3 separate regions of the Mus musculus genome follow, and regions 1 and 2 are each linked to region 3. A link is a loop called in an ENCODE intact Hi-C map of the cell type or tissue named here. Cell type or tissue: heart. All regions are shown on one strand.

Evidence for each region. A loop is a pair of places that touch in the nucleus more often than their neighbours do. Peaks named below come from ENCODE experiments on the same cell type or tissue, not always from the same donor. Only the 100,000 strongest peaks of a DNase experiment are listed, where the experiment ranks them.
Region 1: it touches region 3 in a loop (2.8-fold over the local background); 10 of 42 quality-filtered maps call a loop at or near these places.
Region 2: it touches region 3 in a loop (4-fold over the local background); 11 of 42 quality-filtered maps call a loop at or near these places.

The regions. Positions count from the first base shown.
Region 1 is chr7:58,765,951-58,773,950 of GRCm38, reverse strand. The region is part of intron 2 of Atp10a (ATPase, class V, type 10A); the gene reads right to left. Among named protein-coding and RNA genes, the nearest start is that of Gm39019, 39 kb to the right of the region's middle. In heart, CTCF peaks have their summits at 3,452 (motif pointing right) and 6,516; no DNase peak of the experiment used is centred here.
Region 2 is chr7:58,866,747-58,874,746 of GRCm38, reverse strand. No RefSeq gene overlaps it. Among named protein-coding and RNA genes, the nearest start is that of Gm39019, 140 kb to the right of the region's middle. In heart, a CTCF peak has its summit at 3,879; no DNase peak of the experiment used is centred here.
Region 3 is chr7:58,579,475-58,587,474 of GRCm38, reverse strand. No RefSeq gene overlaps it. Among named protein-coding and RNA genes, the nearest start is that of Atp10a, 75 kb to the left of the region's middle. In heart, a CTCF peak has its summit at 3,035 (motif pointing left); no DNase peak of the experiment used is centred here; H3K27ac peaks cover 439 bases.

The DNA.
Region 1 (8,000 bases), 190 kb before region 3:
AATAATAGTACATACACATTAGAGAAACCTAGGCTCTGGTCTAAAAGGCTCTTGTTCATCTGCTTCACACCCATAGTAGGGAAACCATCATGGACTCTGGCTAGAGTTTCTACAGAATGCCACACAGCCAGTGCTTAATGCATGTTTTCTCATTTTAATACCAAACAATAACTAATTGTTTTAACTATGAACAGACTTGTGGATAGTGAGATGAAATGATTAGTTCTAATGCAAAATCAGAGGCTGAGATAACAGAAAAGGAGGCACCAGCAAGGAAAAGGGATGGGTGTGGTTTCCCGAGACACATAAGAGCCTTTCTAATTCTTCATAGCAATTTAGAGGAGTAATTCCTACTTGGAAATATGAATTTGTGCTAAAATCCCATTTGCTCGATGTGCTCTAAAGATTCTTCCTTGACCTTTGCCAGAAAGAATTTAAATAGCCACGTATGAGCAAAGAGCTCAGCGCCTTCACCATGACTGTGCTGTAAAAGAAATGGCAACTCACTGTAAAGAGAATGTTTAGATCTTTCCATTGGTGGAAAAGATGGCGCCTCCTCCAAAGAGGTAAGAAGGAGAAGAAGGGGAAAGATAATAAAGGAGAAATATGGAGTCAACAACTCTAATGAGCCCAGTGAAACCGAGGGATTTGTTTCTTTCTCTCTTTTTTTTTCCAATCAGCCTCTGGTCAGGTTCATTGGATTTTCTGTCAAGTGTCACAAAACAAAACAAAACAAAAAAAAAAAAAAAAAAAAAAAAAAACCCATTGAGCTGTCTTTGCTCATATGCATCACTGGAAAACCAGGCTGAAACATCACAAAAAGGATACATTTAGTGCTGACATCAATCCAGGTAAATTGTATTCCATCACAACAATGTATCACAATGTATCTCCCTGAACACAATATAGCCATAGAGGAAATTACTCAAAAGTCACATTTTAATGTTTCCTATTGTGCCCCGTGTACCTTAAGGAGGAATTATCTGGCAATACTAGCCCCAGTACAATAGCTAATTTTGAAATATTTAAGTTTTCATTTATTGTGAAGTACTAGGATTTGAACCTCTGGTATTACAAAGGTGGTCTACCACTGAGCTCCGCCTTTGGGTCATGGAATGCCATTTACAAAGGCTTTTCTTTTCTTTCTTTCTTCTTCTTCTTTTTTTTTTTTTGTTTGTTTTGTTGTTGTTGTTGTTTGAGACAGGGTTTTTCTGTGTAGCCCTGGCTGTCCTAGAACTCACTCTGTAGATCAGGCTGGCCTCGAACTCAGAAATCCGCCTGCCTCTGCCTCCCAAGTGCTGGGATTAAAGGCGTGCGCCACCACCACCCAGCTTACAAGGGCTTTTCTTAAAGTCTCTTAGTCATCACAAGTCTCTCTCCTTTACTGAAATAGCCTTGCATTCCATTTGCAGAGTCAGGCTCTACTTCAGCTTCTAGTGTTTATTTAAAGCTTTATGAATTATGGTGACACTAGAGGACTGCTTTTTTCCCATAGCAGACACTGGCAGATACAGCATACAAGAGGGCCATGAAGGGAGTAGCCTCTGAAGAATGCCAGGATGAATTTTGGCATACAAAGAAGGTATGACTTAAAATATTCCATTTCTGTTTATTATTCATTCTCACTAAGGAAAAAAAAAGCAATATGCACAGCTTGAAAACAGTAGGACATTCTGTCCCCAGGGCTTCATTACTGCATTTGTAATGCTCTGTCCCAACCATGTGTCTTGGGAAGCACACATGCCCAGGGCCCAGAATCTTGTTTCATCTGGAACTGGGGAGGACTTTAAAACTGGAGGAATCTTCAGTCTATTAGGAGCTGAACTGCACTCCTCTCGTGCACAGAATGCACGGGTTGAGGTGATAACCTTCAGGAATACAGAATGTGCTTGTGTTTGGAGACAGGCCCTATAGACAATTAATTAAACTAAATGAGGTCATGAGGCTAGGCCCAATCCAATAGCACTGGTGCCCTTATAATCAAAAGCAGATATGACACAGGCACATGGAGTGAGGGTAGGTAGGGCAAAGATGAGTCTATAGGGGAAAGATACCCATGGGAGAAGTCTCAGGAGACATCAATTAAACTGTTGATCCTTTCGACTCAGACTTTCCGTTTTTAGAACCATGAACGTGTCTGTTGGTTCACCCTGAAGTCTGTGGCAGCCCCAACAAACCATACTAAGGCCACTTCAGTTTCTCATTTAAAATGTCTCTCACCCTGGAGATGGAACTCAGTGGAAGAGCACCTGTCCAGTCTCTGTAAAATCCCAGCATAGCTGTCCAGCCTATATGAGACCCTAGGCATCTGTCTAGCATATGTGAGACCCTGTGTACAGCCTGTATGAGACCCTGGCACATCTGTGCAGCCTATGTGAGATCCTAGCACATTTGTCCAAAATATGAGATCCTAGGTGCCTGTCTAGCCTATATGAGACCCTAGCACATCTCTACAGCCTCAATGAGACCCTAGCATATCTCCCCAGCTTCCGTGAGACCTTACCACATCTGTCCAGACTATGAGAAACCCCAGGTACCTGTCGAGCCTATAAGAAATCCTAGATCTCTCTCCAGCATTTGTGAGACCCTAGGTACCTGTTCAGCCTCTGTAGGATCCTAGGTCCCTATTTAGCATGTGTGACACAATAGACAACTGAGTATGTGGGCAATTTTGTCTGTATCTACCTCTTCTGTTTTTATTTTTTAATTAGTTTTGTTAACTTTCAACTTTTTTCTAGGGACTGGGCCCAATGTCTTGATTACACAAGGAACATGCATTATCATGAGCCACACCCACAGCCAATACAAATGAATTTTGAAAGTCTCATTGCTTACATCAGGGTCAGCATGGTCAACCTAGTAACAAATATTTGATAACACAAAAATATCAGGGGTTGAGCTTGGGCAGTGCTCCTTCAGAGCTCTGCTGGGAGAGTTTTTTTGTTTTTTGTTTTTTTTTAAGAATGTATTATTTTTAGTTATGTCTCTGTGTGGATATGTACTCATGAGTGCAAGTGCTCTCTCATGACAGAAAAGGGTTTCAGATCCCCCTAAAGCTAGAGTCAGAGCCTGAATGTGGATGATGGGTGCTGGATACTGAACAGGGGTCTTCCACAAGAGCAGGACATGATCTAAATTCCTGAGCCATCTCTCCACCCACCTCAGTTTCTACACCACTGAGAAGTTAGCATTCTTAAGGGTTTGACCAAGGTCAAAGAGGCCCTGCAATAACTAGAGCTGCCTTGTCATCGGAGACACCCAGTTTCACCAGAGATAGACACTTGATGTTGCCTTAAAATGAGACCATACTATATCTAATACACCAGTAACTGTGCAGTAGATTCTAAAATTTCTCTAAAAGAAGGAGGATGATCGTGATGGCTGCTCAGTGTTACAGAAGCAGTAATTCCTACAAGGGTGATGCTCACATGCACAGACCAGCCTTGAGCTGAAGCTGCAGCCTTCAGCAATTTGGCCACAAGAGGGCAATAGTCTGGGATTCACTGCAACTGACTATAGGGAAGGTTCCGCCACTGGATAGCAGTTGCTACATAGCTCCCTGGCTGTGTAATGCTCCAAGTGGCTGTTCTTCTGATGGCTCTGAATGTTCAGTACATGAAATAACATAGGTGGACCTTACTAGCTGGAAAGAAAGAAGTGGCATGGCGATGCAGCTGAGAGTCCTCTTCCCCTTTCCTTGAACTTGCAATTCTGCTAGAAACTGCATCATTCTATGAAGCAAAGTCATCAAAGTAAGTGCTACTCCTTTCTTTCAGAGACACCCGAAGCCTCCAAAGCAGGGTATCTTCCTAATGCTCCATCCACTTCTTTAAAGCTGATGATTTAAAGTATTCAGGAGGATCAAAACACGTACTATGGACATGTGTGCTATTCCTGACAAAGGACATGAGCACCTGCAGATTTTTATATCCTCAGGATGGAGGTGGGGAACCTTGGAACCAATTCCCAACAGTAAACTGGCATTTCACACTTGCATTAATTAAATTACTCATAATTATTCAGTGAATGCAAAGCAGATTTTCTGCATCTTACTACAGCAGTAGTGGCAACCAAAAGGACATTTCCAGTTCACAGAAGTGAAATAGGCTAATCTTTAGGCTTAGCTGATGAAGTGTAAGGACTGCACAGGTGCACATTCTGTGCCTCCGGTACAGCACTGCCTACAAGAATCTTGACGAGCTACGAGGTAGAATTAAGAGGGAGACCTCCTGTCAAGGTCGTTTCATGACACTGGCCCTGGTGAGAAGGGATGCTGTGTGCAGCAGCACCTCCTAGCTGGCCAGAACCACTGCCTACTTCTGCAATAAGCACGTTTGGAAAACACTTCATTCTGTTCTATCAGGACCCTATCCCGAAAACATCCTCACTATCACTTGTCAGAACAATCCTAGGCCAAAAGAAACTCCAGGTCCTTCCTTTACCTTCAGTCTGTATGCCACCTCTGGACATCAGCCCCTAAATGTTCGCTGCCTGGAACAATGTCTCTGACTGGTTTCCTGTATTATTAGGTCTTAACACTTGCCATAGGCTTGGGCCAGGCTAGCCTGAGCACAGAAGTATTTTTCTGCTATTTCCTAGAAACAAAAACATATTTCAAGACAGTGGTGAGAATCTGTCAGGGTAACTATCCTGACCACCTTCCCTGTCCTCATTCCTGCCCCAGTGATTGGGATAGCTCTCCTCGCATTCTCTCTCTACGAAAATGGATAGCTGCTCTGGTACCTAAGCTGCTGTCTTCCCAGGAACTTCTGATAGCATCCTAAAGACAGCAGGCAAGTGCCACTGTTTGGAACTTGCACAATGCCCTCCATCTACCCCAGGTATACACACACAAACACGAACACACACAAAGACAGAGACAGAGAAAAGGAGGAGAGAGAGAGGGGGGGGAGGGAGAGGGAAAGGGAGAGAGAGGGGGGAGGGAGGAGGGAGAGAGGGAGAAAGAGAGCACATGCATATTAGCCTCCTGCTTCTCTGGGAAAGGCTGAGAAGACCTATGGCTCCTTCACTGGACCACAGGTCCCTTGAGAACAAGAACTCTGTACCCCATGAGCCACCACAGAACTTGATGTTTAGGGATGGTCAAGAGGTAATGCCTGCTTATGTTCCATACTCTTCTGCATTACCACAAACCTCTGCAGTGGACTCATTGGGGATAAAGAGGTAGAACGCGTATTGACTGCTGTTTGTCAACAGTAGACAGGCTTTGCCTGGCACTGGGGAAGGTACGACTGTTAAGAGGCTACGAGAGATTCCCCATAGTTCCAAACACCAAAGCCTTTTCTTTTACAAGGCCAAGCATGTTTCATCTCAAAAAAAATGTAAGATGATTTCTCCACAGCCTGTAATCTCGTTCTATATCTCTTGACAGTGTGTGAAAAATACTGATCTAATTTAGGCAAGCATTTTAACCCAAATTGATGAAGTAATTACCCCATTCTACTTCTGCACTTGGAAAGCAATCTGTGCTGCACACAAGCCTGGCAGTGTTGCGAGATTTCCCAGGAGGCCACTGGGCCAATACTATACTAAATGAGTGGGTGAACCAATGAGTGGGTGAACTTTGCCAGCATTGGTTGGACTAATCAAAATCTTCAACTTGTTAAGGAAGTTATGGGTCCAGTCCATTATGGCTCCTCTGACATGTAGGAGGGAATTCAAGCCTGTTTGTTAAATAGGTATGTGTTCAGATGACATTCCTCCCATTTAAATTAAATTTAATATACCACAATTGCTGTGATGGTGCTATTTAAGGTACTTCTATTATGCTCATGCATACAAGTGACATAGTATATGTTCTGGTGGGTCTCACAGTTCTATGTGGGTCTCACCATTTCCTGGCATCATCATTTCCAGGGTATCAAAGCAGATGCCCCAAGAAGAGCATCAGGTCCTTCTTCAGGGACAACTTCACACATGTCCATACCATTGGGGGCCTCCAGGAAGCCCAACATATCTGATAGGTATTGAGGACGAGAGTCTGGGTCTTTACACATTTCTCTTCTAACTGCAAATTTTCTTGTCATAAACCCAAGTATTAGAGATTAAAGGGACATTTCTTTGAGAGTAGAAAGCCAGCTTTTCCCTGATTCCGTTCTGCTTGTAGGAGCCGTTCCCTCCTCTCCCTTCCCACCTTTTAGTCCTTTGTTCTCTTGCCTCCTGGCTGGTTCACAGCCCAGAACCCTAGAAGCTCCATTTAGATGGTAGCAAAAATCAAAAGGCTCAGAGTACCGTGCTTGAGCCTGAATTCTCAAAATCAAAGCCTTTCTTTCCCTCTTGGCCACAAATACTTCATGCTGCTTTAGTGGGCCAGTTGTCAGCAGAACCCCACATTACCTTTTATCAAATGTGTTTAAGTGCATCAAAGACTGATTGTGCATTTAGATAGCAAGTAATGAATGCTGTTTCACCCAGTCCTGAAATGAGGGCTGTTCTTTAAGATAGCTGGCTTGAAAGAGTCTGTACTTATTCCAGCACGGTGCCGCCGCAGGAAGCACTCTGCAGTGGCGCTGCTGAGCTAAACTGCACAGCCAGGGCACAAGTCCAGGCTCTACTCTGTTCTGTCTCACAGCCAATAACTACTTTGTGCCTCTTCCATCACTAACAGTGGCAGGGATGACATTAGCAAAGACGGGCTGAGGTCTGTGACCTACGTGTCTTAGAGACCAGTGAGCCCATCGCCTGGTGCGAGAAAAGGCTATCCTGCTGAGACAGACCTAGGAAACACCCGTGAGGTTGTTTTGTTTGTTTGTTTGTTTGTTTTCTTTTTCTTTTTGTTTCTTTTTTTTTTTTAAATGAGGCCATAAAGAACTGCATCCCAGAGAATAGCTGAATTGAAAGGAAGATTTCTAGGACCCAGAGACAGAGGGACAGGTACCTAGAGGTAGAAAGCAATGGAGGCCTCAGGTTTACTTATTAGAAAGCAATAGTACATTTCTCTCACAGGTATTTTTGAGGAAAATTAAGATGAGGGATAGAAAAAGACAGGCAGCTAATGCATTCTGAATCCAACTTGGAGAATGGCCACACAGATGGCAGCTGGGATATGACATTCTAGACCACATCCAGATTAGCTCCTCCATCAGCTTCAAAAGGCAAATCAGCCCAGCAATCTAGACCAGAGCTCCAGCTTCACACAAGGACATGCTGGGACTGAATGCTAAAGTCACTTATCCCAAACACCAACTTTAGCAAAAGATGAAGAGGCATCAAGCCAGGACCCACATAAGGCAGAAACTCAAGAAAGCTGAGGTCAGGTCTTGCCGGGGCCCCTTTAACTCACAGGCTTACTCGCTCTGAAAGAGGAGAAGGAACACCTGAGTGTGCCTAATGGAACAAATTCTATACCCTAGGGGGTTTGTATTCACTTTACTGTCACTGCATCAAATAACCACAGATAGGACTCAGAAAGCAACACAAGTCTGGTACCTAGCTGCTCTCTGGGCTGAAGTCAAGGTACAGGCTCTGAGCCAAAGAAAACTCCAGCAGAGAATCCACCATCACCCTGGGCTTTGGGATTCTATTCATTTTCACAATCAACACTGGGAAGAGTGATCCTTTCTCTTGTGGAGTCACTTTGATAATTGACCTTTCGCTTCTGTGGTTACACTAAATTCCCAGGGATAATCTGGGACCATCTTCGCATCATGGAAGAAGCTGACTATTCATTTAATCTCATTTTCAACCTCAGTTTCCCCATCATTAGCTCAATATATTAAAAGGCCGAGAGGCTTGAGATATAGACTACGCCTATAAAGAGGTTTTTTTAAAAATGAGTTCATGGAGAACTGCACCCCCAAGAGAATGAGGGAACCGAAAGAAAGATCCTCAGCATGGAGACTGCATAGGGGGTACCGTGTAACCTTGAGTTAAAATAGCTACCCAGCTGAGAGTCAATAGGGAGGTTAGAAAATCTCAGTCCTAAAATACAGATTATAGTGATTCCACACAGAGCACACACAGAGAGAAGGGTCCCCTCT
Region 2 (8,000 bases), 290 kb before region 3:
TGCATGCACACACACACACACACACACACACACACACACACACACACACACACACACTGCCCTTGCAGCTCTCACCACATTGGGTTGAGTATATACCCAGGATGTCTTGTCTCCTATTCAGTAGTCCGTGCATCTTCCCCTGCAGAATTCCCATGTCCCCGGCCTACACAATATCTATTTTATTGAAACATGCGAACTTCTTTTTTTTTGTTAGATATTTTCTTCATTTATATTTCAAATGCTATCCCCAAAGCCCCCATACCCTTCCCCTGCCGTGCTTGAACTTCTACTCACTTCACTTTGCAGGTCTTTGGCTTTTCTCTGGTTTTGTGCATGCCCATTATTATGCATTCCTCTTAGATTTCATGGCCTTCTGACCTTTTCAAAATAATTTTTTGTCATCATAGTTTGCATTCTTCTTTCATATGAGAAGAATTTTTCTAACATAGGCTCTTGACCAGATCCTGTCTACCCCAGCCTGTGACCCAGATTGTTGGGTATATCAGCTGTTCTTCCATACAAAATGAGAAGATTTAGGCATCGTACTCAAAAGTATAATCTTTAATGGGAATGAGATGGAATTTCAGCTGGCACTCTGTTCCTAACACTTCCCTGAACCTCTTTAGCTTGATTTGAAAATTATCCCCCAAAGCCCAGACAAGACCCACTAACCATGTGGGACAGAAAGAGACATCTTCTCCTGCTCAGTGGGGCTGTGCTTTGCACATTATCCAATCTCATTATTCCACTTGGGATGTTTATTCTTAGCACATGTTTTTGCCTTCACTAACTTGCCTATGAGACCTTGGAAACATTCCTGCTTAGAAGGCAGTTTATATGTGCACATGGGGACTTGGGCAGCCATATAGATGGACACCAGTAATGAAAAGTGGTTCATATGGGAGGCCACATTCATGAAGCAGAGAGGATGAAACATCTCTCTGCTCCATTTGGAGGGCCAGTGTGCTGAATAGGACTTGTAGGATCACTGACGCTGGGTGATGGGTAGTTGTGTCCAATGCATGCTGGGATTGAAAAGCTTTATTAAACAAACCATTCAATTTTTAGCAAAATAAAATACATTAAGATAAAAAAAATAAAAACCCATAACATCAAGGACAAAGCAAGCCAACAAAAGAAAAAATAAGCCCAAAAGAAGGCATAGAATCAGAGACCTACTTGTTCATACACTTGGGAGTCTCACAAGAACACTAAACTAAAAGCTATAGTATACATGCAGAGCACTGGTTGAGACCTATGCAGGCTCTGTGCTTGGAGTCCCAGTCTTTATGAATTCATATGTGCTTTGTTCATGTTCTTATAGTGTTTTACATTTCTTTTAGCTCTCACATTTTTCTACCTCTTTTTTTTTTTGCATTTTAATCAGATATTTTCTTTATTTACATTTCAAATGTTATCCCTTTTTCTAGTTTCCTCTCTGAAAATCCCCTATCTCCTTTCTCCTCCCCCTACTCCCCAACAGTTACCTGAGCTTGGAAGAGACAGATTTGAAAGAGACATCACTGTTCCAACCTCCCCTGCTCTGCAGTGTGTGTGTGTGTGTGTGTGTGTGTGTGTGTGTGTGTGTGTGTGTGTGTGTGTAATGTCTGGGTGTGGGTCTCTGCAATTGTCCATCTACTGCAGGAGGAAACTTTTCTAATAATGGCTGAATAAGGCACTGATCTATGAGTACAGCAGAATATTATTAGGAGTAATATTATTACTACTTATATTCTTGTTGTTGGTTTTCTTTTATATCTCTGGGCTATCTAGTCGTAGGTAACCTAGGCAGTGTCAAATATGGCCTTCATCTCATGGAATAGGCCTTAAATCCCCCACCCCACCCACATACACCCTACAGCCTCTGAGTATGCAAATGAAACATCTTCCAACACCCCTGCCCTAGTCAATGGTACATGGCTGCACAAAGACCCCATCCATCCCGGAGACCCTAGCCACCTCTTCAGAGGCATAAACATCCACCCCCCACACACAATAAACTGAACTAGTTCTCCAAAGCTGTTTCAGGGTTGTATTCTTTACCTGTGCACTCATCACCATCCAAGATACTGTACTGCTTCCCTCACTCCATTCCAGACTAGTGTATAACAAGTTTGGATACCCCAGGGAGAAGTAGACACAGTGCAGCTGTTTATCATTTACTTGATGCCTAATATTGATATATAAGCATATTTATCTTTGTGGATCTGAGTTAACTCAGTGAGGATGACTTTATCTAGTTCCATCCATTTGCCTGCACATTTCCTGATGCCATTTCTTTCCTTCTTTTTTTTTTAATGTTTTATCTTTTTTCCTTTCTTATTTTTTGATCTTCTCTCATATACTACATCTTTACCTACAGTTTCATTTCCCTCCCCTCTCAGCATCTCCTCCCTCTCTTCTTCACCCTTTTCACCCTCTCCCTACCTCCCTTCAACAGTTGTATAATACTCCACTGTTTTAAGTATACCACATTTAAAGAAAATCCATTCTTCAGTTGAGGGATACCTACATTGTTTCCAATTTCTGGGTATTATGAATAAAACAATAATGAACATGTTTGGGTAAATGCCCTTTGAGTATACGTCCAAGAATGATATAGCTGGGTTTTGAGATAGATTAATTCCTGTCTTCCAGAGAAACCATCACACTGATTTCCATAGTGGTTGTGCAAGTCTACACTCACACCAGCAATGGAGGAGTGTTCCCACTATTCCACGTCTTACTAGCATAAGCTGTCACTTACGTTGTTAATGTTAGCCATTCTGACAGGTGGAAGATAGAATCTTCTTAATCATATATCTTCTATCTCCAGTGAATGGACCATGGGCATGAAACGAGTGCAGCTTAGAAGGAAGAAGTTTGAAAACAGAAATGACACTGAGTCTTACCTGGACCATGGTCATGTTTTATAACTGAAGAGTAACTTAAACTCATGACTTTCTTGTTAATATAATTGATAAACATTTAATACAAGCAAATATTTGTGAGTCTTCTATCTCCTCTCCACCTCAGTGTAAAGTTCAGAGTAGGAATTGAGTTGAAGGTATATTTGAGGATTGTTGTTTGCAATGCAGATCTCTAGTGAGTGATCATGAAAGTGGAGAGGCAAATCCTCTCCTGACCCATAGGTGATGCTTCCCTGTACACATGTAGATAATGGGTATCACAGGGTCAGCTAGTGAAAGCAGGGTTTCTAAACTAATGAACTTAGCTTCCTATGGTTGTATTAGAAAAAGATCAGGGAATGTTCACTTTCTAAAATAAATTGGTTTTGCTATGCCCATGCTGTTTGAGGACTAGCTACTGATAAATCCTGATAACATGCACTGCTCAGGGGTTAGAAAGAATCTCCTATCAGTTTCAGAGACCACCGGAGAACCTCTCTTCAGCTGGCTAGGAACTAGTGCTGACCACTTGTTAGAGGAACTAGAAATTTAATGTATTTGATGGAGTAGGGCAGCTACAACAAAGATCTAAAGGTTACCAAGGTTTGTGATGAAATAATAAAGAGAGAGAACATAATCGGGCTTGCAAAATTGGAAAGGAGTGAGCCAGAAGAGGAGTGAAGAGACTGAAGGAAAGTGAAAATTATAGGAATATGAGAAGCAAATAATTACTGGAAATAGTTTTGCACCATGATATGGGCTGATTGATGAACATTTTACATAGACTCCCTCACAAGGGAGATGAGCATGCATTGGGGACATTGGCTAGTACAGTTACAAGGCACAGTGAAGCATGGTCAACCTCTAAGCACAATTTCTGTGAGTTCTTTGAAAGATGGGAAGCCATTATTCACAATGGGCCGGTGCCAGGGACAATGGTATCTCTTCACAAGTAGTGGACTGTGCAATTCCTTTCTTTAACAGCCAGATGGTGCTTGAAACTGCCTCCAGAGACATAGCCTTGAAAAATCCTGATAAGTCATACTTGGTGTGAACTTTGCATTGAGAAACAAAAGCCTTCTTAACAGACAACACTGAGTATAGAAAGAAAAGATAGAAAGGCTTATGGAAGGGGCAGAAATACCATTGTGAGTAGATCTTAGCCCACTGGAGGAGGGCTGAAAGAACATAGCATATGGCCTAGAGGCCCATGTTGTTACTGAGATCACAGCAGTCCAATACACCATTTAGCAATAGCCCTACCAAAAAAAAAAAAAAAAAAAAAAAAAAAGGCCATTGGAAAGATTGTGGTATGTGTAGGATGAGATGCTACAACTAATCTCTACTCAAGTCCAACTTACGGTTGTAACTAATCCCAGGAAGGGATCCTCTCTTCAAGCCCAAGGGGTTATCAATTCTGGAAGTACAATTACAGACAGAACGGTAATTTGAGGGCCACCGAAGTATCAGCAGAGTAGCTGAGGGGAGTGTTGCAAACTCACAGTAAGGGTTGCTTTTCTGTTTAGAAAAATATATATCAAGGTAAAGCCTCATAGAACACTGATGGAAGTGGGATGAGAGGATTTGAAAGGTTCTGGTTTGCAAGGAATTCGCTATGAACTAATTGCCATCTTATTTCTTCCCCCTTTTGTTCCTTAGGCTTCATAGATGAAACATTAAACTGCTGCATCCTCAGACCAAGTGTATTTCTAGAGGAGACATTCTTAAGCATCAAAAGTATCACATTGGCCTTGCTGCTCTGTAAACTCAGGAGCTCATTTCTAGTTCTAGGGGAAAAGGAATGGCCATGGAGAGTTATGGGGTATATCAGAAGCTCCTATGATCTGTCTCTTGATTTTAATGAGGTTCATTTCCATGTGGTCAATCCAAGGGCCTGTTCCAGAGCTTTCAAAAGAGGACACATATCTGGAGTTTCCATTCTATTTCACAATGAATAACATTATCTTCCCAGTTACTTTGAGTGTCAAAAATGTAAAGTTCGTGAGAATGAGTAGCTAGACTTTACCCACCAATTCTGTTGTGAATGGAAATGCCTTCTTTGTCTTAGTTATTAGAACACTAGGATCAGACAAGGCTTGAGAGAGACTCTTACTCAAGCTAGAAGCCATACTTGTATCCAAAATCCTGAGGCTGAACTCAGAAGCCATGGATGCCTCTGAGATTCTAGCACTGAAGTCAGAAACTATGTGTGCCTCCTAGACTCTAATGTCAAAGTCAGAGACCATGTCAAAATTGTCATCACCCAAGTATTGTATAGTATGTACTTTCAGACATGTCACCCTATTGTTTGCCATTTACAGTTGGTTAGCAGGAAGGTTTAAAAAGTTGAGGATCAAGGTGTCAGACAGGCTGGTTTTTTCTAAGCATCTACACTAACTAGGCTAAATATTTCAAGAAGTGTCTGAGCCCAAAAACAAGAGAACAAAAAAACAAAACAAAACAAAACAAAACAAAAACAAAAAACAAAAAAAAAAAAAAGGATGCAAGGGATGATAAGGAGAGGGGCTGACCACCTGGGCAGATGGGGGAGATGAAATTTGAAAATAAACACTTTTGTTCCCCAGTCCAACCCTGATTCCTATAAAGTCTGCTGGCTAAAAATGAGATGTAAAGATGATCTGTTACCTTCTCAGATCACCTGCCCTCTAAACAAAGAACACTTTTAAGATGCAGCCTTTGCTGCCTTGTCTGGCCTCAGTAGGAGAGGATGCACCTAACTCTATAGGGACTTAATATGCCTGGGTTGAGGGATACCCAGGGAGCCCCACCCTCTCACAAGAAAAGGTAGAGTCTTTGTGAGGGGGGACTGGGAAGGAAGGCAGCGATTGAGATGTAAGAAATAAAAAAATTACATACATACATACAGTAAAATAAAATATAATATAATAAAAATATGTAGGCCCTTTCTCTGCTCGTTGACCTTTGTGATAATAATTAGCATGAGTATTCTGCTTACATCCACTGTAGCCTCCTTGACAAAGCTTCAAGAGCCTAGAGACATGGCAATGCCACATCAAACAAACAAACAAACATACACACGTGTTTGCCAACACGTTCACTTTAGCAACTCTCCCTTTACTAATTAATATACATTGTCAAACAACAATTTCCACATAGAAGTCCCATAATCTAATGAATAGTATTTCCCCCAAACCAGCTAACACTCCTACCTACCCTTCTTTTCTTTACATAAACTGCTTTCTACTTTGAATATGCTTTTTCAAAAACCCAACTAACCAATATTAGTATTATAAATGGAAATTCCATTTCAACAGAAGGCATAATATGATAATTAATTTGAGTTTACTTTGGGAATGTCTTCGATGACCCTGTAGTTCACAGTTCAGTGTCCTGGTTTAAAAGAAAGAGTTAAGTCAATATCTTTATTATTGTATATCCCTCAGTATTTTGTCTTTTAACTGGTTTGAGGCTCCCCAGTCTATGAATTGCCCCTAAGAAACTGAATATACCTCACAGATACCAATTTTGTAAATGATGATATAGTTATTGTTGTTATTACATAAGAAAAGATGCAAAAAAGTAGTATAATCCTTTCTGTAAGATATCAGAGGACACCAGCATTCTGTGGAGGTGAAGGAAAGAGAAGGGAGTAGGGGGAAGGAAGGAAAACAATCAGTGATGGAGGTACCATGTTCAAGAGCTCTGAGAAGTAGCATCCTTTTGCAAGTAGCTTCCACCTAACTCAACTGTTAGGTTGATGCTAAGTCTCAACACTTATGACCATCAAGCTGAAACTACCAACAAGAGAAGGAAAGGAGCACTGTGTGGAAAAGCAATATCATGAAAAGAGTTATTGCTTTCTAAGAGACTGGAACATTTTTTGCTCAATCTCACAACCATGGTTAATAATACATTTTGAGGTCAATTGAGACGTAAGATTACTGTCCTACTATGTTCAACCTGTTTTAAGAAAACAATGTACAATCAACCTTACTTGCCTTGGATTTCTCATATAATAAACTTTTACAACCTCAGCTAATGTATAGCTGTAATCTTAAGCTTTGCTCTCTTCCATGCCCCTGAGCTAGATAGTGCATCTCTATCATTTGCAGCAAATAAGTTGAAAAAGAAGTTGAAAGCAGCTTCCTAAAATCTACTATAAAGGCTGAAAGCATCTGTTTGTAGATATTCATTGATAAATGATGATTTGTGTAATCTGGGCCAGTTGATCCAGTGACCAAATCCCTTGTAAAATTGTTAAAGATTTCTGTAAAATATCCTATCCTTCCTCATGTAATACTTTCTATGCTGTTCAATAAGGACAAAGTGAAGCCCTTTCTAATGAACAGCGAAAGACAGACATAATCACACAGACACATGACAGACAGACACACAGTTCACATAATAGACATACACACAGGAAAAGACATGCACAGACACAGGAACAAACTGATTCATAGTGCAGCCTTCAGGCAGGCACAGATTTAAGCTCACACAACAGACAGCGAATGGAAGACATGGGGAGTTTGAAGTAAAGAATTCAAATCTTGTTTCACTCTTGCTTAAGAGACTTCAAGGGGAAATGTTTTTAATGTCTTTCTTAATACTACACCAATAAATTATTGGTAACTTGAACATAATCACTAACACATTATAATCCAAACATCAGTGAAGGCAGGAAGGAGAAGGGAAACAATGAAGATAGAAGAGTCCTGCTCATCAGAGCAGAGACTGCTCATGGATAATAGGAGGACCTCTAACCTTCTTTCCTTGGAACAAAGGACAGCTTGGTGAGAGGGTGTCATTCTCCCCGTCTGTCTTCAGTTCCATTAAATCTTGCACCCCACAGCAAGGCTGCATTCAGCTTGCCCATGCCTTTCTTTTTTCACAAAGTCCCCTCCCACAGAGGCACAGTATCCAGAACTAAGTAACGGCAGGCAAGCATTTCTCATTATTATATAGGCTGAGACCAAAGATGACTTTATAATAATAGAGGGAGAAAGCAAGCACAGGGGCCCTTATAAATAGATTATAAGGCTTGATGGATTTATCTTAGTGTTCACAAAATGACTGAGCTTTTCTGGTCCAGAGTAGTTGGAATGGAACAAGTTCTGAAGCTTTATTGCCAAA
Region 3 (8,000 bases):
TAATGAATTTTAAGATAAAAATAAAACTTGTTCACTTGGTTAGTCCTAAGGTAAGTTTTCTAGTCTTTATCACATTCATTTCTATTTTTTTATTTCCTTCCTTCTGTCAGCTTAGCTAGTTGGTTTTCTTCTTCCTTCTCTCTCCTCCTCTTCTTCCTCCTCCTTCTCTCCTCCTCCTCTCTTTATTCCGTGAGGTATAAAGTTAGGTTATGAGCCTTAGATTGTTTTTAACTTAGTATTTCTTGCTTTTAATATCTCTCTCATGACTGCTTTGCTGAGCCTGTAGGGTTTGGTACAATTTTATTTTTATCTGATTCAAGATTTTTTTCTAAATGTTGTCTTGATTTTTTCTTTTTGGCCTAGTGGTTTTTCAAAGGTTAGTTATTCATGTCTTAGGAATTGTTTCATTTTCTTTTGGCATTAAATTATAGACTCATTCATTGTAGTATAGAAGGAATTTGATATAATTGATATGTTATTTGATATAATATAGGATCTGATGACTTATTTTTCAGTCATTTATTCTTCCTTGAAGACTACTGCAAACACTTGGGAGGAATGGACATTCTGCTCCTAGGTGGAACGTTTTAGATAGGCCTGTTAGAGCCATTAGGTTTATAACATGAATTAAGTCTGTAATTATTGACTTTCTGTCTGGTTGTTCTGTCTGTTGTTGAAAACCTGGCACTAAAGCCTATTATTATTGGTATTAGGTTATCAACATCTTCAGATCTATCCATGGTACCTTATACTTTCAGGTGCTTTGACATCTAGTATGTGTATAATTAGTTATTTTGTTGAAATGACTTTTCCAAGATAAACTCTTCTTTATTTTAAGGGTTTTGATTTTGAGTCTGCCTTGTCTAAGTGTGGCCACCTCTATTCTGTCACTGTCGCCACATGTTTGGAATCTTTTTCCATTTCTTTTCTTTCATCCTCTGTGCATCCTAAGATCTAAGTGTGGACATCTGCCACTCTTTACTATATCCCTTCTGTATGGTGAACATTCACACAGGATAACAGAATGGTGGACAGTGCACACCACTTTGAAAGGACAAGCAGTCTCCAGTTCTGATTTGCAGAAAAAAATGTGGCATGCAGTTATGACTAATTCGAACCACTAACATTTTCTACACTTAAGCAAAATTTCACTCAGCGACAGAAAAAATATACAATTATTTTAAAAAATTTACAAATGAAACCTCTTTTGCCTTTTAGTTTATAATTTGTCTTTGACTTATAGAGGGGTGATATCTTCCTTTCTATCACTCATGCTAAACTTTCTCAGTTACCTTAGTGTCTCGGGGCAGAGAGAAAAGTGCACGAAGAAGGGATCTCCTCCCATGTCTGCAGTGACTCGGGACCTCTGCAAGCATGTGATCTAAACCATCCCCCAGGGGCTCCACTCACCTTGGTGATGTCATTTCATGTCACTAGAAAGTAAAAGCTTTGCACTGTGAATGCAGTTTTCTCTTGGGAACCTAGAGAAGGGCTTATCTATGCAATATATTAGATGTTTTGAGAAGATTAAATATTAGCCTAACCTTCAAAGGATAAAAATAGCTTTCCTTGAACATTCTTGGAGTGTTTCAGGGTTCTGGAGAATTTCAGTTCTTAAAATAACACTTGCCTTGCCCATTTGATCACAGTGGTGCCTGCATGCTGTGGAGAATGGAAGGGAGGAGAAGGAGCCCCCAGAGTTGCCTTTTTGTCTCTACTCTCCTGAAGGGTGTGGCTGTGCTTTTCCCACAGGGACTGCCAAACTGAAACATACTTTGCTCCACCCCCAGAGGAAAGTACTCAAGCTCTGTTATAGAACACTCTTGTTTCTTGGTCTGAAAGAGGGAACTGTCCTGTGTACAGCAGGGGATGTCACATACATGAAATCCAGATTGCTCACTCTCAAGCTGTGGCAAATCCTAGTGCTTGGACCATTGCCACCTAGCTCCTGGGCTTCTTGATCCTGCCTCTGGGCTGTCTTTGAGAATTTATAAGCCCTAAATTTCACATAACTGAGAAGTTCCCAAAACGATTGCTGTTACCTCTTCCTTTCACCCTTTGGCACAACATTAGGTAAGCGCTCCCATGTAGTTTAGTCTTTGGGACAGTAGTTCAAGTGTTCTGAGATTCTCTTTAAAGCCACTGCTAGTAGGACTAGGATTGCAGCTCACTGGTAAAACATATGTGCTTGGCATATACAAGACCCTGGGCTCAATCCCCAGAATCCACCAATAAAATGGCAAAGTCAATATTTCCCCTAGTCATTTCATAGTAATTGACACACTTGAGAAATCACAGGCACCAGTGCAGCCTGCCCCTTCATGGACATGCAGCTCAGATGCCTTCTCTGTGATGCTTGGGAGGTGATGTTCTCCTTGTACCTCTGCCCTCATCTATTTCTTGCAGTTCCTGCTCAACTGCTCCCCAGGTCTCAGTCTATGTACAAAGAAAGCTACCTGTAGGGAATGAAGCCAGCATTGTTATTTAACCAGGTAGAAGATGCCTCAACTCACTGCTTCATTTGGAAGAGGATAAAGTGGTACATGCATGACATGTGGTGCTATGTCATCACTGCACAAGGATGGCACACTTCCAGACAGCCTAGGGAATCTGTGGATCACAGTCCCCAGTACCTATACCCCAGGCTCTAGACCCTAAGATCATCTTCCTATGGGGGAATATGTTCTTCAGATGCAGTACCTCTGTCAAGCTCATTGTTAACTCTTCTCTACAAAACTGCTTCTCTCCAGAACAATTTCAATTTGAGTCTTTCTTTCAAATCCTCTTGATGCACCCTGCTGCATTCCTGGTACCTGTGCTACCTTAAGATGGAGGCTAATTCACCACCTTCCTCCAAGCCTGGAGAAGACCCAAGAGGATCCTGACTTCAGGTGAAAACCTCTGAAGAAGCAGCACATGACTCAGAAGCATCTTGCTAATGCTTAATACAGGATGATAGGTTAAAGTGAACCGGTATTTTTCCTTCGCCCCTCCCCAAGGCAAAAAGTGTAGAGGCAAGGCATGCACTGTAGACAATGGCACCATCTAGTGGTGAGCAGCCCACACCACTGATGACAGAACCCTCTGTGAGGAAAAGTCAAGCAATTAAAGTGGCTTGATCTGCTGCAACCCTATAGGTGGAACAACATTATGAACTAACCAGTACCCCCGGAGCTCTTGTCTTTAGCTGCATATGTATCAAAAGATGGCCTAGTCGGCCATCACTGCAAAGAGAGGCCCATTGGACATGCAAACTTTATATGCCCCAGTACAGGGGAACACCAGGGCCAAAAAGTGGGTAGGGGAGTGGGGGGGAGTGTATGGGGGACTTTTGGGATAGCATTGGAAATGTAAATGAGGAAAATACCTAATATATATATATATATATATATATATATATATATATATATATATATATATATATATAAAGTGGCTTGATCTGACATTGACTTGCGTTTCATCTGGATCCTTCTCGTAGGCCTTAAATAAAAGTGCGACTTTTTCTTTTAAATAAAAAACATTTAGTTCTATTTTACTATGTTCTCTGAGAAGTGTCACACTAAAAGAGGAAAGCATGCTTTTCTAAGCTAAAACTGTCCTTTTGAAGCTACTGCTAAGATGGCAGCAGGGCCAACACACTGTTCCTGACTGTCTTGGCAAAATTCTTGTAACAAATACCTCCTGCCTCTGAAGCAAGGTCTTGTTGTATAGCTCAGGCTGGCTTGGAATTTGTTTTGTGCCTAGGCCGACTTGGTTTTGAAATTCTCCTGCTTCAGCTTCTTGAGTGTTATGCCTCACCATACCTAGCTTGTAAATTTGTATTGGTAGAAAGGTATATGAGGAGTGAGCATGTACTGTCTAAATCTAATAGTTTGCCATCAAATACTTGGGCCATTATAGAAGGAGGCGGTTGGGGTGGACCAATTGGAGTTCTTACAATCCCAGGGAACCATAGGCATGAGAAACAACACACTGGCTTTCCAGCCTGAGAGTCATATGGAGGGGGAAGAGAGCCTCAGAGAAGCAGTCCGAATACTTACAGTGCACTCAGCCTACAAGCATTTCCTCATCCCTTGGACTCCCGCCTCTGACCTGCAAGGATTCTGATGTGGATGTAGAAACAAATTAAATTTCACATAGAATATCTAGTAGAGTAGACCTGATTTCTTCATTTGCTCATTTTGCTACAGACGCTGGTTGTGCACAGCCTAGGATGGCCTCATGCTCACAAGCCTCTTAACTGCTGAGATTATAGGTGTGCACCCCTACCTTCTGTTGGAATTATATTTATTTCTAACAGCAGCACACCTTCTGCTGAAGGAGTCTTCTCTGGGTCAGCATTTACAGTGGATTTAGAAGAGGTAGGAGAGTTCTGTGTTAGCTCTGGAAGTTCTGGAAGAGGCCAGACTGTTGTTACAGCTCCTAAAGAACGCCGCTGGCATTCTGAATGTATGTTCACATGCCTTCCGGCAACATTTCCCTTGATAACTTGTGACTTTTCCATGAACAGTTTTGTTATCATAAAAATAAACTTAACTTGACACCATCCAAAAAGAATAATGCAATGTTCTGTGCTACAGTAAGAAGCTGTCTGCAGACTGTGTCTTATTCTCTGTTCTAAGAGAGCCTTCATCAAGATACATTTGGAGTGTGTGTTTGTGTGTGTGTGTAACTAATAGTGATATGGAGGAACCAGCATATAGAAATTTAAAAATAAATTGGACTGTTACACAGGGTTGATCTTTATTCATTAATGCCCAAACTCTATCTCTTGAGTCCCCTTTGTTTTCTATAATAATGTCAGAATCGGCATGTATGTATTTCATCTGATGAGTTTATTGAGCAATATATTTTAGTGGCAAACACTGAGTTTTACAGAGATTGAGAATATTTTGTCAAGTTTTCCTGGGGATTAAGAACATTTAGCAATGAAATTATAAAGCCTTTATCTATTAAAGAGTTTTAATTTCCCAAGAGGCCTTGGTCTCGTCCTTCATTTTTCTTAAGGCCATAAAGTTCTGTTTGAAACGGCTTCTATATAGATAGGCAAGTCAGATGGTGCATGAAGCCTACAGCCACTCAGTCCTCACAGCCAGTGACATTCACCAGAGGCACCAGTGCCCAGTCCAAGAGGGCCTTCTTGCCAGCACAGCAGTGTTGTCATTAGCAAACATTTCTTATGTAAGATTCCTCAGGTGTCCACGAATCTCCAGTTTAATAAAATATATAATATCACAAAGCATCATTAAGTTAATACTGTTTTTCCTCTTGTTTTTATGTGTGATTTTAAATTAAAGATATTAAAAAAACAACCCAGGTGGTATTCAATGGATAGACCACTCTCCAAATATTTGTAGGGTCCTAGTTTTCACCTCTGGAGTATACATGTGAATGGGCATGTGTTCTAAGACTCATGTACATGTACACATATATTAATACACATGTCTACTCACACACATGCCCACTCATACACACACACATATACACTCACACACATATACATGTATGCTCATTCACACATGTATACATACATGTATATTCACATACCCATGCACACTTAAACACATTCTCATATACACACATCCTCTCTCTCTCTCTCTCTCTCTCTCTCTCTCTCTCTCTCTCTCACTCGCTCACACACACATACACACACTCACATATTCACACACAGGAATACTTGCACACATGCACAGGCACACACTCAGGAACATTCACACAGAGGCATACTCATACACATGCAAACATCCACACACACAGGATATATTCTTGCTGTAAAACCTGAAACACTTGTCTGATGTTCAAGCTTCTCCCTTTAAATTCCTGTTCTACCAATAACAAGACTTCTGAAATAGTTTCAATTGTTTTTCCTCCTGCACACCATAAAGACAGGCCACTGTGACAAGTGAATTGTTATATTCACCACATCTGATTCCTGTCAATGGAAAATAGAATAAAAAGTAGTGGTATTGTGGTACACCTGCATGATTTGAATGAAACAATATTGCCTGCCCCTCCAAGCATTTGAAAGACAACAGCATATTTAGGATCTAGGTGTGCACTGGCTTCACTGGTGTTGTTGGATCACTCATAGTTCCCACAGCTTTCATTGCAAGGGTGTGTGTAGGGGGGGAGGTTGCGAAAGCTTGCCCTAGAGGGGTCTGAGTTGACTGGATCTGGGAGGGTCAGGTTTGCACTTGAATGACTGAAGAGATGTCCTCACCTGGCAGGGGCCTCAAAGGCAGGTAGAAGGAAGACCAGAGCCAGGCCATCTGTGGTTCTGCTGGGTTTTTGTTTTGTTTTGCTTTTTTTTTTTTTTCAGATGCCACTGAAGTATGTTACAGCCCCTGAATGATACTGGTGTTTGCAAGAAGCTTGTGTGTGTGTGTGTGTGTGTGTGTGTGTGTGTGTGTGTGTGTGTGTGTGTGTGTACATGAGTGTGTGCTAGGAATTATACTCAAGTCCTCTATCTGCTCTAGTTTTGGGGTGGGCGGGTATCCTGATAGACCAGGAGGAGGCTAGAAATGGAGAAGAAACTTGTTATTTAAGGAAAGAAATGGGTAGAATTCTCTAACTCTCCTGGCCCTTCTCTGGAGCCTCAAGGGTCTCATGTGAGCAATGGAACTAGGACTGGGACCCAGTCCTCCCTGTCTTGCTACCTGCAGAGAGGAGCCCTAGAAAACTCAGTCCAGGACATGACAGTTCCCTTCTGCAGCAGGCTATTTCAATATTCAGGATGTGTTTCCCCTACTTTGGATAGGTGCAGAGTGTGTGGGTATGGGACAGGGTCTGTGTGATACACTACTCTACTTCAAAATCCCAAGTCCCATTGTCGTATGTATTCCCAAACATTTTCTGTGCTCTCTTGTATGGATTTCCTTCTTGGGAGCATTAAGGATTCTGAGCATCCTTGGGTGTGACTGTTAGAACTAGAAGGTTCCTAATGTCCCTGTCCTATAAGAAGAGAATTTGTGTGTGTATGGTAGGGAGGGGCAGGGGTGGGGCCTGGAGGAGCTGCAAAGCTGTGGATTTGTCCCAGCTGTTATCAAAGTCTCCCAGGACCAATTTCCTTCTCAGCTCTCAGTATAGGGCACCCTAAGATCTGCTTTCTTCTCAGTTTTGGCATTACTATCTATTGATCATGCTTTTGCAGTATCTTTAGACAAAGTAAACAATAGGGGTCTAGTTTCTCATTTAAACCATGCACTGCACAAATGAGTGACATTCACCAGAAGAGAGTAGTTGAAGGTTTCCATTAAAAGCTGAGGTTATCATAGCTGCTACTGCACAGAACTGTTGAGGCTGAGAGACCCTCCTCTGGGAGTAGTGTGATAATATTCAAAGACAGAGTCTAATGGGCTTAGGCCTAGGTACTTCTCCCTTGCATAGGATGAAGGTTCTGAGATCAGGAGGTTCATATTGTGTCTAACTCACTCCCCTTTTGCCTCCCACCATGTGAGGATACTATCTCTCCAGGTCAGATGATGCAGCATTCAAAGGCCAATTTAGAAGCAGAGATTTGGGCTTCATTGAGACAATCAAACCTTTAGGACCCTAGATCTTATTTCCCAGACTCCAGAACATTGAGAAAACAGTGAAGGAGCAGAGAGAAAGGAGCAGCTCCATCCACAACACTTGAAGTGCAGAGGCCTGGTGGAAGTCAGGGATGGTGCAGCAGTGTCTTCAGGCCAGGCATGGCTGGCACATTATTAGAGTGCTCTGGTCTGTACGAAGAATCCCTTCTCACTTGGGGAATCCATGTGTGTGTCTGGCTTCAGGCCAGGACTGGTTAAACCCTTATACCTGGGAAGTGAAGTTTTGCTCCCAAGCTGTATCTCATCTCCTAAGAGGAACTTTTTGTTTAGTTTTATTTTTGTTTGTTTTTTTTTTTTGGCTTGTGTGTTTATTAGTCAGGATTCTCTGGAGGAACAGAATAGTTTACAGGGTATGGCTGAGCTAGTCTGATAATGGCTGTCTACCAACACAAAGTCCAAGAATCCAGT